Linked DNA regions of Homo sapiens: region 2 is linked to region 1. The links are chromatin contacts, found by Hi-C or POLR2A ChIA-PET in ENCODE. All regions are on one chromosome and are shown on one strand. The core of a region is the stretch at or near the end of the contact, and the rest is flanking DNA. Distances in the headings are between cores, read along the strand shown. Region 1 holds the start of DIP2C-AS1 (DIP2C antisense RNA 1). Region 2 holds the start of DIP2C (disco interacting protein 2 homolog C).

What was found. Hi-C counts contacts between places; a loop is a spot of excess contacts on that map. ChIA-PET counts read pairs that join two places held with the same protein, here RNA polymerase II (POLR2A). Pooled maps may share reads with other maps.
Region 2: a map of breast epithelium shows a loop between it and region 1 (24-fold over the local background). The contact joins the promoter of DIP2C here to the promoter of DIP2C-AS1 in region 1. A Hi-C loop is called at or near these places in 5 of 168 maps with a recorded cell type or tissue (breast epithelium, dorsolateral prefrontal cortex, gastrocnemius medialis and 2 more) and 4 of 50 pooled maps. POLR2A ChIA-PET finds 5 or more read pairs at or near these places in 1 of 52 experiments (WTC11).

What each region holds. Positions count from the first base shown.
Region 1 is chr10:647,102-653,934 of GRCh38, reverse strand. DIP2C-AS1 (DIP2C antisense RNA 1) reads right to left here and starts at 3,900. Exons shown (of 4, transcript NR_187391.1): 1 at 3,757-3,900; 2 at 3,493-3,644. The region is part of intron 1 of DIP2C (disco interacting protein 2 homolog C); the gene reads left to right. LOC124902361 reads left to right here. Exons shown (of 1, transcript XM_047426106.1): 1 at 1-6,833. The coding sequence starts at 5,264. RefSeq lists an enhancer at 2,577-3,399.
Region 2 is chr10:685,716-692,548 of GRCh38, reverse strand. It overlaps DIP2C (disco interacting protein 2 homolog C), which reads left to right and starts at 2,881. Exons shown (of 37, transcript NM_014974.3): 1 at 2,881-3,055. The coding sequence starts at 2,971. RefSeq lists an enhancer at 1,571-2,506.

The DNA of each region.
Region 1 (6,833 bases), core at 2,651-5,150:
ATCCAGACATGATTAGCAAGGGTGTCTCTCCCAGGTAAGAGTTGGTGCGTCTCTTCTGAGTGTCTTTCTCAAGTCTGTTACAAAGAGAACTTTGGTTTCTCAAGGTTTAAGAATTAATGTCAAAGAGCAATTTAGTGTTCGAGTCACCAGCCTTGCTGTGGATGATTGCTGAGTCCTCGGAGGTTAGGGCCACAGCACAATTGGTGGGCCGTCTGTTCCCCACCCTGGTGGAGACTTTCTCACCCAAAGAAATGTATTCTGTTAGTATGTCTCAATTAGAATATTTTAGTAGGAGACAGTTATGGCTCTTGTTTTAATTTGTAGTGGATGATTACTGTAGCAGGATCAAGGTTGAGACTTGCAGCGTAGCTCATGTAAAGCATTGATTTTAAACACCCAAAATATATTGCCAGCTTCGTTGCCGTGGCTCCAAGGGACTAGGAATGCATATGTTGTTTTTTGTTATTATTTTTTATTTTTATTTTTGAAACAAGAGTCTCGCTCTGTCACCCCGGCTGGAGTGCAGTGGTGTGATCTCAGCTCACTGCAACCTCCACTTCCAGGGTTCAAGCAGTTCTTGTGTCTCAGCCTCCCGAGTAGCTGGGATTACAGGCACCCGCCACCATGCCCAGCTAATTTTGTATTTTTAGTAGAGACGGGGTCTCACTGTGTTGGCCAGGCTGGTCTCAAACTCCTGACCTCAAGTGATCTGCCCACCTTGGCCTCCCAAAGTGCTGGCATTATAGGCATGAGCCACTGTGCCTGGCTGCCATGACCATTTTAAATGTGGCATTGAATATCTGCTTTTTTTTTTTTTAAGGCAGTACAGACGTCACCCCTCACACCTCTGTTCTGGGGCTGGTCTGGGCTGGCCAGGAGGGCTTCCAGGCTCGAGGCCGCGTCTGAAGTGTTGTTGGACAATGTGGAGCTGTGACCCCTTGGTCTTTGGGGACGTGGGGCACCTTGAGATGCCCACAGTCTTGCGAGGGTTTATGGCTCAGTGTGTGGCTGCTGCGAGGTAGCTGTGGGCGGGGAGGAAGGAGAGCAGGGTCCATCTGTCCTGGTGTGGAAAATGCCCAAGAAAGTCAAGAAATGGTACAAAAAATCATCATCTGCCCTGGTGCCATTTCTGTTTAAAAAAAAAAAAATCACTCTGCGTGCGGTTCTGTGCTTGAGGAGGATAGAAAATACCTAGAAAGACGCACAAAGTGTTCTCATGGGGTCAGCACCGGGAAGTGGGATGGGAGGCTTGGGAGTGTGTGGAAAGGAGGACATGGTGTTATTTTGTTCTGTTTTATTTGGTAGAGCAAGTGATCAAAGTGAAGCTTGAGTGATTGGCGCAGCTTGGCCTGGCCATGGGTAGATCCCAGCATGTCCCGCCTCCCACTGCAGCTCCGTTTCTCGGTCACGGATGAGACAGGTGGCCTGAGGCTGTGGGCGGAGGAGGGGCAGCCCGGTGTCCCCAGCAGGTGATTGTCCAGGCTATTCTTGGGCCAGCCTGAGGGAAGGGGTGGAGGAGAGCTGGGAGGGTGCACAGTGCGCCCCCCCGCCACCCCACCCCGGGACTGGAACTCAGTTCTCAGCCTCGGGCTGGGAGGTGAGCCCAGGCTGCTGTCGATGGAGGAAGATGCCGAGGAAGATGCCCTCAGGATGGAGGAAGATGCCAGTGGAGTTTGGTCAGCAGCCAGCGTGGTCTTTCCCGCAGGGGATACGCAGTGCGCCCACTTGCAGGAAAAACGCTGCTTTAGTTTTTGAATTTTGCTCATTCTGTTTATCGTGCTGCTCATGCTAAGATTTGGATATCGTTGGTAGGAATCAGTGTCAATTGCATACAGTTGACTCTTGTACCACACAAGCTTGAGCTTTGTGGGTCAACTTATATGTGAATTTTTTCAACCAAACTCAGGGAGAAAATACAGTGTTCCTGCCATGTGAAACGTGTGTCGGAGGGCCGACTCTGTACACGCAGGTTCGGCAGGTCCACTTGTGGGGCGTGAGTGTGCCTGGATTTGGTGTCCATGGGGTCCTGGAACCGACTCCCTGAGTACAGCGAGGCCGTTTGCAGTAGCAGGTGGTTTCTTTTGTAGTTTCCCCATTGGTTTCGCCCCACACCATCTCTCTCATGCCGCAGCTGCTGCTGATGATGACTGATGACCTGGGTGGGCGATGCCAGGCCCCCTCTCAGCTCAGGCCACTTCCTTGGAGAGACTCCTGTGCTAAGGGCACCATTTAGCAAAAGTCCAGATTTTGGGATACGGAAAATTTGGGGGACGTGAATTCACTCAAATAAATGTTCAAAGTTGGCCTCAGAGCCTTGCGTTCTTGTTTTATAAAAGATGCACCTTTTGGGGGAAATACTGCTTAACAACATTTAACTGGAAAGGCACTGAAACAAAGTTAAGCTTTTTTTGCATAATACCTTCACGTGGATACGGATTTTCATATAATTGTAATTGTTACTCATACATTCTACTAAGTCTTCTGCTATTTTTACTTAACGACTTAACATACTTGTTCATTCAGTCACGAGTTTGGTTGTTCCACAGTTTGCTGGGGCCTCCCTGGGACCTGAGCACAGTGCTGGGGATGCAAAAGTAGGTGGTTCCTGATGGGATCGTGTCCACGTTGGTGGCTCTGCTTGTAAGGAGTCCACGTTGGTGGGGGAGGCCGACTGGTGACCGGAACCCACGCTGTGACGCCATCATTGGTGTGATGCAGGTGAGGACAGGGTCTGTAGATATGCGTGGAGGACGGTGGTCCCAGACCTGGGCAGGTGGAGGTGCCCCTGAGGCCCCCAGTGGACATTGACTGAGTGTGGCGAGAGCTGGCCAGGAGAGAGTTTGGGAGGTGTGGGAGAGACAAGAGCAGGAGGGGTGGCAGGGGCTAGGATGGAAAGGGGCTTCTGCAGAAACGGGGGCTGGGGCCTGAGCCCTGGCACCGGGAGAGATGGAGAGAGGGCAGTGCCGGCTTTGGAAGAGAAACAGCCAGAGCTGTGTAGCCTCGGGGTCCTGCATGGACACACCCTCAGCTTCCCCCGTGAGGCCCACGAATCCCAGGGGGAGTTTGTGTTATGCCACGGACCTCTCACAAGTGGGGGCTGAGGCAGAACTGAGGACATCTGGGTTCCATGGTGGATCAGCCAGGATTCTGGTTGCAAATTACAGAAAACAACTTAAACTTATGCAGGGAAGTGAGCATGAGGGGGGGTCGGCCCAGAGCACTCTGGCCAGAAGCCATCTGGGCTCTAAGGCTGGGAGGCCCCTTGCCAGCTCACGTGCTGTGGAATGGCTTCCCCGCCTCCGGCCCTCGGCAGGTGGAAGGTGCTGCCTGGCAGCCCCTGCAAACTGAAGGGGCCCACGTCCCTCCTGGCTCTGCATCCCATTCTCAGGGACACGGCTGTCATGGGGGGACCAGCTGGGGCAGGGGAAGAGTATAGGGAACCCAGTAGAAGTGGCCGTGGACTCTCTTAGGAACGATAACCGGGTCACCTACCATAGATGAAGATGTTGTCGGCCTGCGTTCTTCTCGTGTTGGTCTGGGGCGTGTGGCTGCCGTGGGCTGGCGTTATCCACAGCCCCGGTCTGGGGCTTGCAGTGGCTGTGGGCTGGCGTGGTCCACAGCCCCGGGCACCATGGTCCCTGGCCCTGAAATCGCATCCAGTGCTGTGTCACCTCGGGCCAGCTGTCTCCTGAGGGGAAGGGAACAGGGAACAGCCCTCCCCGTGTGGCCTCCCCAGCACCACCCACCCCGCAGGACCTCCAGTGTTGACTCTGCTGGGGTCTTCTCTCTCCTGGGGGGTCCTTGTCCCAACGGGAGGACTCCATGGGCCGCAGGAGGTGTCAAGCTATTTTCTCTCCTGGAACTGGGTTGCTGGCAGCTCCCAGATGCAGGAGGAAAGGCTCAGAATTGCCTTCCTAATAAGGAATTGTTGATGTGAACTTTGGACGGCAAACACTGCTTACATTTCCTTTTCCGTTTTGATGTGTTAATGGTGTGCGGCAACGCCGTGACGCACGGGGACGCAGGTGACGGGCACCCCCCCACAAGGGGACCATGCACCTGTTTGATAATAAGGCATGCTTCTCTTACTGCAAATAAAAACTTCAATGGTTTTCTGCCAGAAAGACCCTGTCTTTTATGTAGGATACATAGAGGATCATTTGGCAAGTGATTGGGGATTTTGGGTTAAACTAAAAATAAATTAATTTCATTTTATAGCACTCTGAACACATTTGAGTTAATTATTCATCGAGAATTTGAATAGCACACACTGTTCTGACTTCCGACTTCCCCCAATGAATGGCATTTGCTGTAACGTGACAAAACCCTGAGTCTTAGAATTATTGGGTAATGTGAAAAAAGGAAAAGTTGGTTCTCTGTTGTTTTGCTTTAAGGAAATTATATTATTTTACAGTCACTTAGTTTTCTCCTTTCCAATAAGAAAAATTGCTTTCTTACTACCTGAAAATTCGTGAAGGTCAAGGGGACACACCCTGCAGTGCATTAAAAGCCACCATCAAATGTGGACCTGGACTCAGTTTCCCTCTGTTCCCTCCCACCCTCAAATGTGGACGTGGACTCAGTTTCCCTGTTCTCTCCCACCATCCAATGTGGACGTGGACTCAGTTTCCCTCTGTTCTCTCCCACCCTCAAATGTTGACGTGGACTCAGTTTTCCTCTGTTCTCGCCCACCATCAAATGTGGACGTGGACTCAGTTTCCCTCTGTTCTCTCCCACCGTCAAATGTGGACGTGGACTCAGTTTCCCTCTGTTCTCGCCCACCGTCCACTGTGGACGTGGACTAAGTTTCGCTCTGTTCTCTCCCACCGTCCAATGTGGACGTGGACTCAGTTTCCCTATGTTCTCTCCCACCATCCAATGTGGACGTGGACTCAGTTTCCCTCTGTTCTCACCCACCCTCAAATGTGGATGTGGGCTCAGTTTCCCTCTGTTGTCTCCCACCATCAAATGTGGACGTGGACTCAGTTTGCCTCTGTTCTCTCCCACCATCCAATGTGGACGTGGACTCAGTTTCCCTCTGTTCTCTCCCACCCTCAAATGTTGACGTGGACTCAGTTTTCCTCTGTTCTCGCCCACCGTCAAATGTGGACGTGGACTCAGTTTCCCTCTGTTCTCTCCCACCGTCAAATGTGGACGTGGACTCAGTTTCCCTCTGTTCTCGCCCACTGTCCACTGTGGACGTGGACTCAGTTTCGCTCTGTTCTCTCCTACCGTCCAATGTGGACGTGGACTCAGTTTCCCTATGTTCTCTCCCACCATCCAATGTGGACGTGGACTCAGTTTCCCTCTGTTCTCACCCACCCTCAAATGTGGACGTGGACTCAGTTTCCCTCTGTTCTTGCCCACCCTCAAATGTGGACGTGGACTCAGTTTCCCTCTGTTCTCGCCCACCATCCAATGTGGATGTGGGCTCAGTTTCCCTCTGTTCTCTCCCACCATCAAATGTGGACGTGGACTCAGTTTGCCTCTGTTCTCTCCCACTGTGAAATGTGGACGTGGACTCAGTTTCCTTCTGGTCTCGCCCACCATCCAGTGTGGACGTGGACTCAGTTTTGCTCTGTTCTCTCCCACCATCCAATGTGGACGTGGACTCAGTTTTGCTCTGTTCTCTCCCACCATCCAATGTGGATGTGGACTCAGTTTCCCTTTGTTCTCGCCCACCGTCCAATGTGGACTTGGACTGTTTCCCTCTGTTCTCGCCCACTGTCCAATGTGGACGTGGACTCAGTTTCCCTCTGTTCTTGCCCACTGTCCAATGTGGACGTGGACTCAGTTTCCTTCTGTTCTCGCCCACCGTCCAATGTGGACGTGGACTGTTTCCATCTGTTCTCGCCCACCGTCCAATGTGGACGTGGACTCAGTTTCCCTCTGTTCTCTCCCACCGTCAAATGTGGACGTGGACTCAGTTTCCCTCTGTTCTCTCCCACCGTCCAATGTGGATGTGGACTCAGTTTCCCTCTGTTCTCTCCCGCCATCAAATGTGGACGTGGATTCAGTTTCCCTCTGTTCTCTCCCACCATCCAATGTCGACGTGGACTCAGTTTCCCTCTGTTCTCTCCCACCGTCAAATGTGGACGTGGACTCAGTTTCCCTCTGTTCTCTCCCACCATCCAATGTGGACGTGGACTCAGTTTTGCTCTGTTCTCTCCCACCATCCAATGTGGACGTGGACTCAGTTTCCCTCTGTTCTCTCCCACCATCCAGTGTGGACGTGGGCTCAGTTTCCCTCTGTTCTCTCCCACCATCCAATGTGGACGTGGATTCAGTTTCCCTCTGTTCTCTCCCACCATCCAATGTCGACGTGGACTCAGTTTCCCTCTGTTCTCTCCCACCGTCAAATGTGGACGTGGACTCAGTTTCCCTCTGTTCTCTCCCACCATCCAATGTGGACGTGGACTCAGTTTCCCTGTTCTCGCCCACCGTCCAATGTGGACGTGGACTCAGTTTCCTTCTGTTCTCGCCCACCATCCAATGTGGATGTGGACTCAATTTCGCTCTGTTCTCTCCCACCATCCAATGTGGACGTGGACTCAGTTTCCCTCTGTTCTCTCCCGCCGTCCAATGTGGACGTGGACTCAGTTTCCCTCTGTTCTCTCCCGCCGTCCAATGTGGACGTGGACTCAGTTTCCCTCTGTTCTCTCCCACCGTCCAATGTGGACGTGGACTCAGTTTCCCTCTGTTCTCTCCCACTGTGAAATGTGGACGTGGACTCAGTTTCCCTCTGTTCTCTCCCACCGTCCAATGTGGATGTGGACTCAGTTTTCCTCTGTTCTCTCCCACCGTCAAATGTGGACGTGGACTCAGTTTCCCTC
Region 2 (6,833 bases), core at 1,632-4,131, 40 kb before region 1:
CTGACATGGGCCATAGCCAGAGGCCTCGACAGGAGCAGGTGGCGCACAAGAGAAATGCTGTGGGTAGAAGTTCTTGAGGGGACTCAAAGTGAAAGGGAGGCTGCTCTCAGAAATAATGTACATGGGGGAAAGTATTGGTAGGTAGGATGAGTTTGATTGTGGACAGCATGAATTTCAAGGAGATGGTAGGAGTTCCAGATAAAGATGATATCTATCAGGCTCCTGGAAATGGCAGTCTAAGACCGAGAGCCCACACTCACACGTGTAATGTGTAGGTGCCCAAAGACCTGCTGAAAGGAACCATCAGCTCAAAATCTGAGTTTGCAATTGATGTGTTTAATGCAAATTACAAGTTTTCTTTGCAACCAACATCAGTCATAGGATCATATGCAAATGATTAAGGCCCATCAAAAAGAATATATATATATATATATATATATATATATATGTATTTTTTTTTTTGAGACTGAATCTCGCTCTGTCACCCAGGCTGGAGTGCAGTGGTGCGATCTCGGTTCACTGTAACCTCCACCTCCCGGGTTCAAGTGATCCTCCTGCCTCAGCCTCCTGAGTAGCTGGGACTACAGGTGTGTGCCACCATGCCCAGCTAATTTTTTGTAGTTTTTAGTAGAGATGGGGTTTCACCATATTGACTAGGCTGGTCTTGAACTCCTGACCTCATGATCCACCTGCCTTGGCCTCCCAAAGTGTTGGGATTACAGGTGTGAGCCACCGTGCCTGGCCCGCGAATATATATTTTTTATTCCGACATTATACCGCCCTAAATGGACTTGACACCATTTATTGCTTGGAATGCACAGTGCATCTTTGCTGTAATGAAATGAACTCAGGGCTTTGCTTTGGAGACTGGGGTTTGAATCCTGGTTCTGCTCCCCTTTCTGTCTCTAAGGACTTTTATCTGTGACGTGTAGGGGCTGTGTGGGATCTTCCCCACGGCCCCTGCATTGCTGGTCGGTCTCTTTATCATGCAAAGGGGAGAGATGATGGTGGGGCCACATGCTTGTGCCACCCGTATCTGTTGCATTGAACGCAGTCTGGAGCGAAGGACGAACCCACGGCGCACACCAGGCGGAGGCACACGGCTCGGCGCAGGAAGCACACGGGTTTGGGGTTCCTGTTTCCCAGCTCATCGTCGAATGTCATTCTCACAATTCCCCACTGAAAGGACCGATCCTTACAGGAAATGCACACACCTCTGGCGGTTGCCACCACTGCTAGATCCATGGGAAGGGCAAAGGTGGGTGAGGCATGGGCTCTGTCCTCCAGGCGCTTACACTCACAAAGAATACAGAGAAGATAAAAAAGGTCAAACGTGATGAGGGCGGGAAGTGGCCGGTGCAGGAAGAGAAAGGAGAGAGATTGTTCTGGACCTGGGGTCAGGGATGGCTGTGGGTGGCAGGGGCAGAGAAGGGGCAGGCTCTCCGGGGTGGAGGCCGGGAGCAGAGGTGCTGCGGGTCAGCCGCGTTGTTTGCAGGAGCCGGAGTGTGGAGGCCGCAAGGCTGCCGTGCAGGTGGGTCCCGGCTGGTGGGGGCTCCGGTCGAAGCGGGGTGGGGGGGTGGTGGGGGGTAGGGGTAGGGGGGTGAGGTGGGGGACCTGTGTTCCTGCGGCCCACTCTGAAAGGGGAGTGAGTGCAGCTGGGCCTCCGGGAGCCAGCGCTGGCCAATGTCCCGTGGAGGACGGGGAGGCGAGGAGGTCTTTAGGAAGCTCTGGGCCTAAGGGAGGGGCCGGGCTGGGAAGAGGGGGTACAAGGATGAAAAGGAGGCCAGGTCGTCGGGGCTTTGTGCAACAGACTGGGGAGGATGTGTGGAGACAGAGGAAGGTGATGATGAAGACAACGGGGGCGGTTCTGAGAAGCAGAACTTCCAGTGACTAAGAGTCACTGGAAGCAGCTGGCTTCATTTAGGGTTTGTGGCGTTTGGGGTGTCTAGGGGCTTCCAGGGAAGTTTGCTCAGTGGACGGTTGGAGATGCGAGGGCCTCCCCAGATGGTCAGGACTAGAGGCACAGACGGGGCTTCAGCCTCGCCGAGGTGGCACTGAGGCTGGGAGCTGATGGCCCCACAAGGAGAAGGACGGTGGGAACCCTGGGGCCTGCAGCCTGTTCCGGGAGGGCTGGAGCCAGGCTTTTCGGGCCCACCTGGCATTTGGAGATTAGGTGACCCAACCTTGTCTTCCCATCCCCTTTTCACAGATGGGGACACTGACCCTCCAGGCAAAGGCTCAGAGTCGCTCAAGGTCATCTGCTGGTCGTTGCATTCGAAACTTCCAGCCTAGCGCTCCGTCTCCGCCTCTTAAAATGTTCATTAACAAAAAACCAGCCCTCCAAGACCCGGGGCACTGCGAGTTTTCGCGCAGACGTCAAGCTGCGGCTCCAGGACGTGATTTTCGCAGGGAGCCGGGTGGACCAGGCTCTGGGGCCGGGCCCGCAGGCTCCGCTGGACGCGCAGAGCCCAGGACAGACAAGACCGCCCCGCCCCGCCCCGCCCCGCGGGCCCCGAGCCCCCAACCCGCCCCCGAGCGCGCCCCCGGGAGCGCGCGCTTCGCCGACGCGGCCGCGCGCCCCCCCGCGCGCTCCCGCTCCTGCGCGTCCTCGCGCCCCGCGCGCGCGCGCCCTGCCCCCGCGGCCCCGTGACGCGCGCGCGCAGAGACGCTCCCGCCGGGCCGGGGCCGAGAGCAGCAGGGCCGGGTCCGGGTCCGCAGCGCCTGCGGGGAGGGGCCGAGCGCGCGCGGGGCGGGCCGGGGACCGTGGGGCGCGGGGGCGCGCGAGGCGGCCGTGGCGGGGCCGCGCTGAGGAGGCGCCGAGGGGAGGGAGGTCCCTGCGCGCCCGCCGCCCGCCTCCCGCGCCCGCGCCGCCGCCTCCTCCTCGGTGCGGTTCCGCCGGGCGCGAGGAGCCGCCGAGACCTCCGCCTGCGAACAAAGAGGAGGCCGTGCGGGGCGCGGCGCCCGCGGAGCATGGCGGACCGCAGCCTGGAGGGCATGGCGCTGCCCCTGGAGGTGCGGGCGCGCCTGGCCGAGCTGGAGCTGGAGCTGTCGGAAGGTAACCGGGCCCCCGCCCCGGGCCGGGCCGCGCTGTCACCGGGGAGGGCCGCGCGCGGAGGGCTGGGGGCGCGGGGCCTGCGGCGGGGCGGGGGCCGGGCCCGGAGGGGGAGGTGCGACCCCAGCCCGGAGCGTGCGCGTCCCCCGGACCCCCAGACCCCGCGCCCTAGGGACGTTTGTGAGGCCGCGATCCCCCGCGCTCTGGGGACGTTTGTGGGGCCGCGATTCCCCGCGCCCTGGGGGTGTCTGTGGGGCCTGGGATCCCCTCGCGCTCTGGGGGTGTTTGTGGGGCCGCGATCCCCCGCGCCCTGGGATGTTTGTGGGGCCGCGATCCCCCCGCGCCCTGGGGGTGTCTGTGGGGCCTGGGCGCCGCGCGGGGACGCAGGATGCAGCGGGCCCGGCGGGATCGGCCTTCCCGTGCGCTCTGCGCTGGAGCCGCGGCGTCCTTGGTGCAGCAGCGCGGTGCGCGCCACCTCCTCGCTGGCGGGTTCGGCCTGGAACGCCCGGCCAGATTTCAATGCGAAACTTGTCGTTGGACCCCGGGTTCGATCTCTGGTGGCTCAGGCCGTGCAGCGGTCCTGGCGCGGCCCGGGGGATCCCACCCCCATTGTTCGCGGGCGCTGCGCGGGGAGGGCTGGGCGGAATCGTCAACCTCCCCCCGGGCCGGGCTCCGGCCTTGCCGTCCTGGTCCTCTCGTAGGAGGGTTTGTGGCAGATCAGCCACCGCGGTCTTATGGAGGGTTGTGTACGCCTCTTATTTGCTCTTCATGGCGGAGATCATGTGCTCAACTGTCATAAGTTTCAGATCGGGCTTTGCCAGGTCTTTTCCCCAAAACCACTGAAGTTCCCAAATCTGAAATGTTTGATGTGCATTTAGCCGTCTCTGGGCTCATCCTGGTCAGGCCATTCCTGTAACGTGGGGTGGGGTGGGGGTGGGCCGGCGCGTCTCACATTTATATTTGGAGCAGTTTAGCATGGTGAACTTTTTTTGGGTAACGGTTTTGTGAGGGCCGGCAGCCAGAAAGTAAACTCATTCGTGCCAATTTTCACCGGCAGGGAGGAGCTGGTGTTGACTTTATGTTTTCCTTTTTAACACTTTCAGGGCAAAGAAGGGAGTGAGCAGGGGCCATGGTGTGCAGCCAACTGCCTTTCCAGACTTCTGGGGACGGGAAATGGTACTGTTTTTCAGTTTCAGATGTGGGGTTCCGCGAGGTGTGTCAGTGTCCTGTAACGTGACACAGTTGGCGGGGGGCAGAGTCTTCCAGGCCTGTGGGCTTGGCTGCTGCCCTCCTGAGGAGCTGAGGATGAGGAGGGCATGGCTAGGAGGCGGGAGCTGCCGTGTGCAGGGTTCGGATGTAAACTGGTAAGTAGATTGTGCAGTGCAGACAGCTCGTTTGGTGGGTAAGGAGTGTATCATTTGCAAAAGGCCCACCCTGGTTATCTGATTGTGTCAGCCTTGGGTAGGTTTCCCGGCTTGCGTCTCGGCCCAGGTGCACCCCTGCCTGCAGCACCCTCCGTGTTCGCTGTCTCAGGACAGGGGCTTCTGTGCTGCCTGCATCACACTGATGTGAAGTGTCAGTGCCCCATCCAGGTCAGCAGAGCGTAGCGCCCCTGAGCTCAGCAGGGCGAGCCCCATCTGAGGGTTCCCCCACCCACTGCTAGCCCAGAAGTTGGACCCACATTTGTTCCCAGAGTCTGGGATGTCTATGGGAATGGGTGTCCTGTGTTGGGCATTGTGGCCTTTTGAGGTGACGACACTTGCCTGTCAGTTGCTCTTGGAGGGTGAGTGATACTGTCTTGCTGCCCAGATGATGGCAAAGCCACTTTCGACGAAGGTGTGCTCAGCCGAATTCCCTGTGAACACCTTGCGTCTGTACAGGTTTTTTAAAAAGGGCTTAATGAGTTAGTTTCTTATTGAGAGACCAGGCAGAGAAAGGGGTGTGTGTGTTTGCATGCAGGAAGCCTAATTATATTTTTCCTTCCACATGAATCTTGCTGAGATCTGAGCTACACATTTAAGAAGAAAGGGTGAGAGGGTTGCTCCGTGGCTCTATTCAGCCTCTCTGCACCCTCCGGCCTGTGCTGGCCCCACTGCCTCATCTGTTTGCTGGATGGTCTTTAACTTTGCTGTGAAGTGTGGGTTTGCCCAGGTTGAGTTTATGGGGGTAGTGCTGTAAGGTCATTTGGAATTCTCTGTCTCATAACCACATAAAACAGTTTTACAGGCTTAAATTAGATGAATCAACTTGTTTTCCAGTATTGCTTAATAGAAATCCAAGAATTGAAGGATCAAAATTCTGTGTTTCTTTATGTTATTGGACTTCAAAAATTCCTCAATGTATCTGCTTTCAGAGTGAAAGCTGAAAACAGCTGTTAATGCTGAATTATTTCCCATCTTCAATCAAAATTCAAGTGGAGAGAATTCTTTAAGTTGGTTGTCATCATTTTATTAAAATATCAGAAAATATTATAGAAACATATGTGGAATTTCCAGTGCTCATTTCCTACAGAGGAGGATGGAAAAAGTTCCGTTTTAAGCACATAACATAGACTGAAGGAAAGAGTAGAGCATTCCCCTGAGGTTCCTGTGTGGGCTGCCAGCCTGCGTGGGTTACGCATTGTGTGGGTTTCTAGACCCTGGTCCAGTTCTGCTGTGCCCGCCTGCTGGGCGCCATTACATGCACTGCTGGTGTCCTGCTTTGCAGGGCTGCAGGGGCACTTCCTGCTGCGGGGCCGAGGGCTCCATCCTTCTTCCACTGCCTGTCCCTGTCCCGTGCCCTGTGCCCCCTCACAGGGGAAGGTGAGGCCAGCTCACACCACAGAGCATGCGGCCAGCAAAACACAAGGGCTCTCTGTGGGGAGAAGTGCTGGGCAGCCCTCTTGTGGGAGCTGATGGCCTCGAATCCATGTGGGGATACATTCAGGTTGTGTGGCCAGGGGGGTCATCTCCTCACATACTTGGGTCTGAGTGTGAGCCAGGGAGGAGGCCATGCAGGTAAGGAGGCCACACGGTCAGGAGGCTGTGTGGGTGGGGAGGTTGTGCGGGTGGGGAGGCTGTGTGGGTGCGGAGGCTGTGCAGGTGGGGAGGCCATGAGGGTGCGGAGGCCCCTCGGGTGAGGAGGCTGTGCAGGTGGGGAGACCACGTGGGGGGAAGGCTGTGCTAGTGGAGAGGCCCCGCAGGTGGAGAGGCCGTGAGGGTGCGGAGGCCCTGTGGCTGAGGAGGCCCTGCAGGTGAGGAGGCCATGAGGGTGGGGAGGCCTCCAGGTGATCTGGAGCTCCATTCTGGGGAGGGTCAAGGAATGAGAGGGCTGTGGCGGCTGCTTTCTCATACTCCTTTCCCCAGAATATTTTCTTCTCCCTTCTCTTCCCTACATTTTTGCCCTTTATAATTGGGTATTCTTTTTTGTGGCTTTAAAGGGCCTAAAAATAATTTCATTAATAACTGATACTTTACATGGAATTGCCAAACAAATTGGAGTGGAAGCAGAAAACTTCCCCATAAAGACAAACTCATGTCTTATTTATTTTTTAATTTTTGAGACGGTCTCACTCTGTCTCCCATGCTGGAGTGCAGTGGTATGAGCTCAACTCACTGCAACCTCCGCCTCCTGAGTTCAAGTGGTTCTCATGCCTCAGCTTCTTGAGTAGCTGGGATTACAGGTGCCCGCCACAATACCTGGCTAATTTTTGTACCTTTGTAGAGATGGGGTTTCATCATGTTGGCTAGGCTGGTCTCGAACTCTTTACCTCAGGTGATCCGCCCGCCTCGACCTCCCAAAG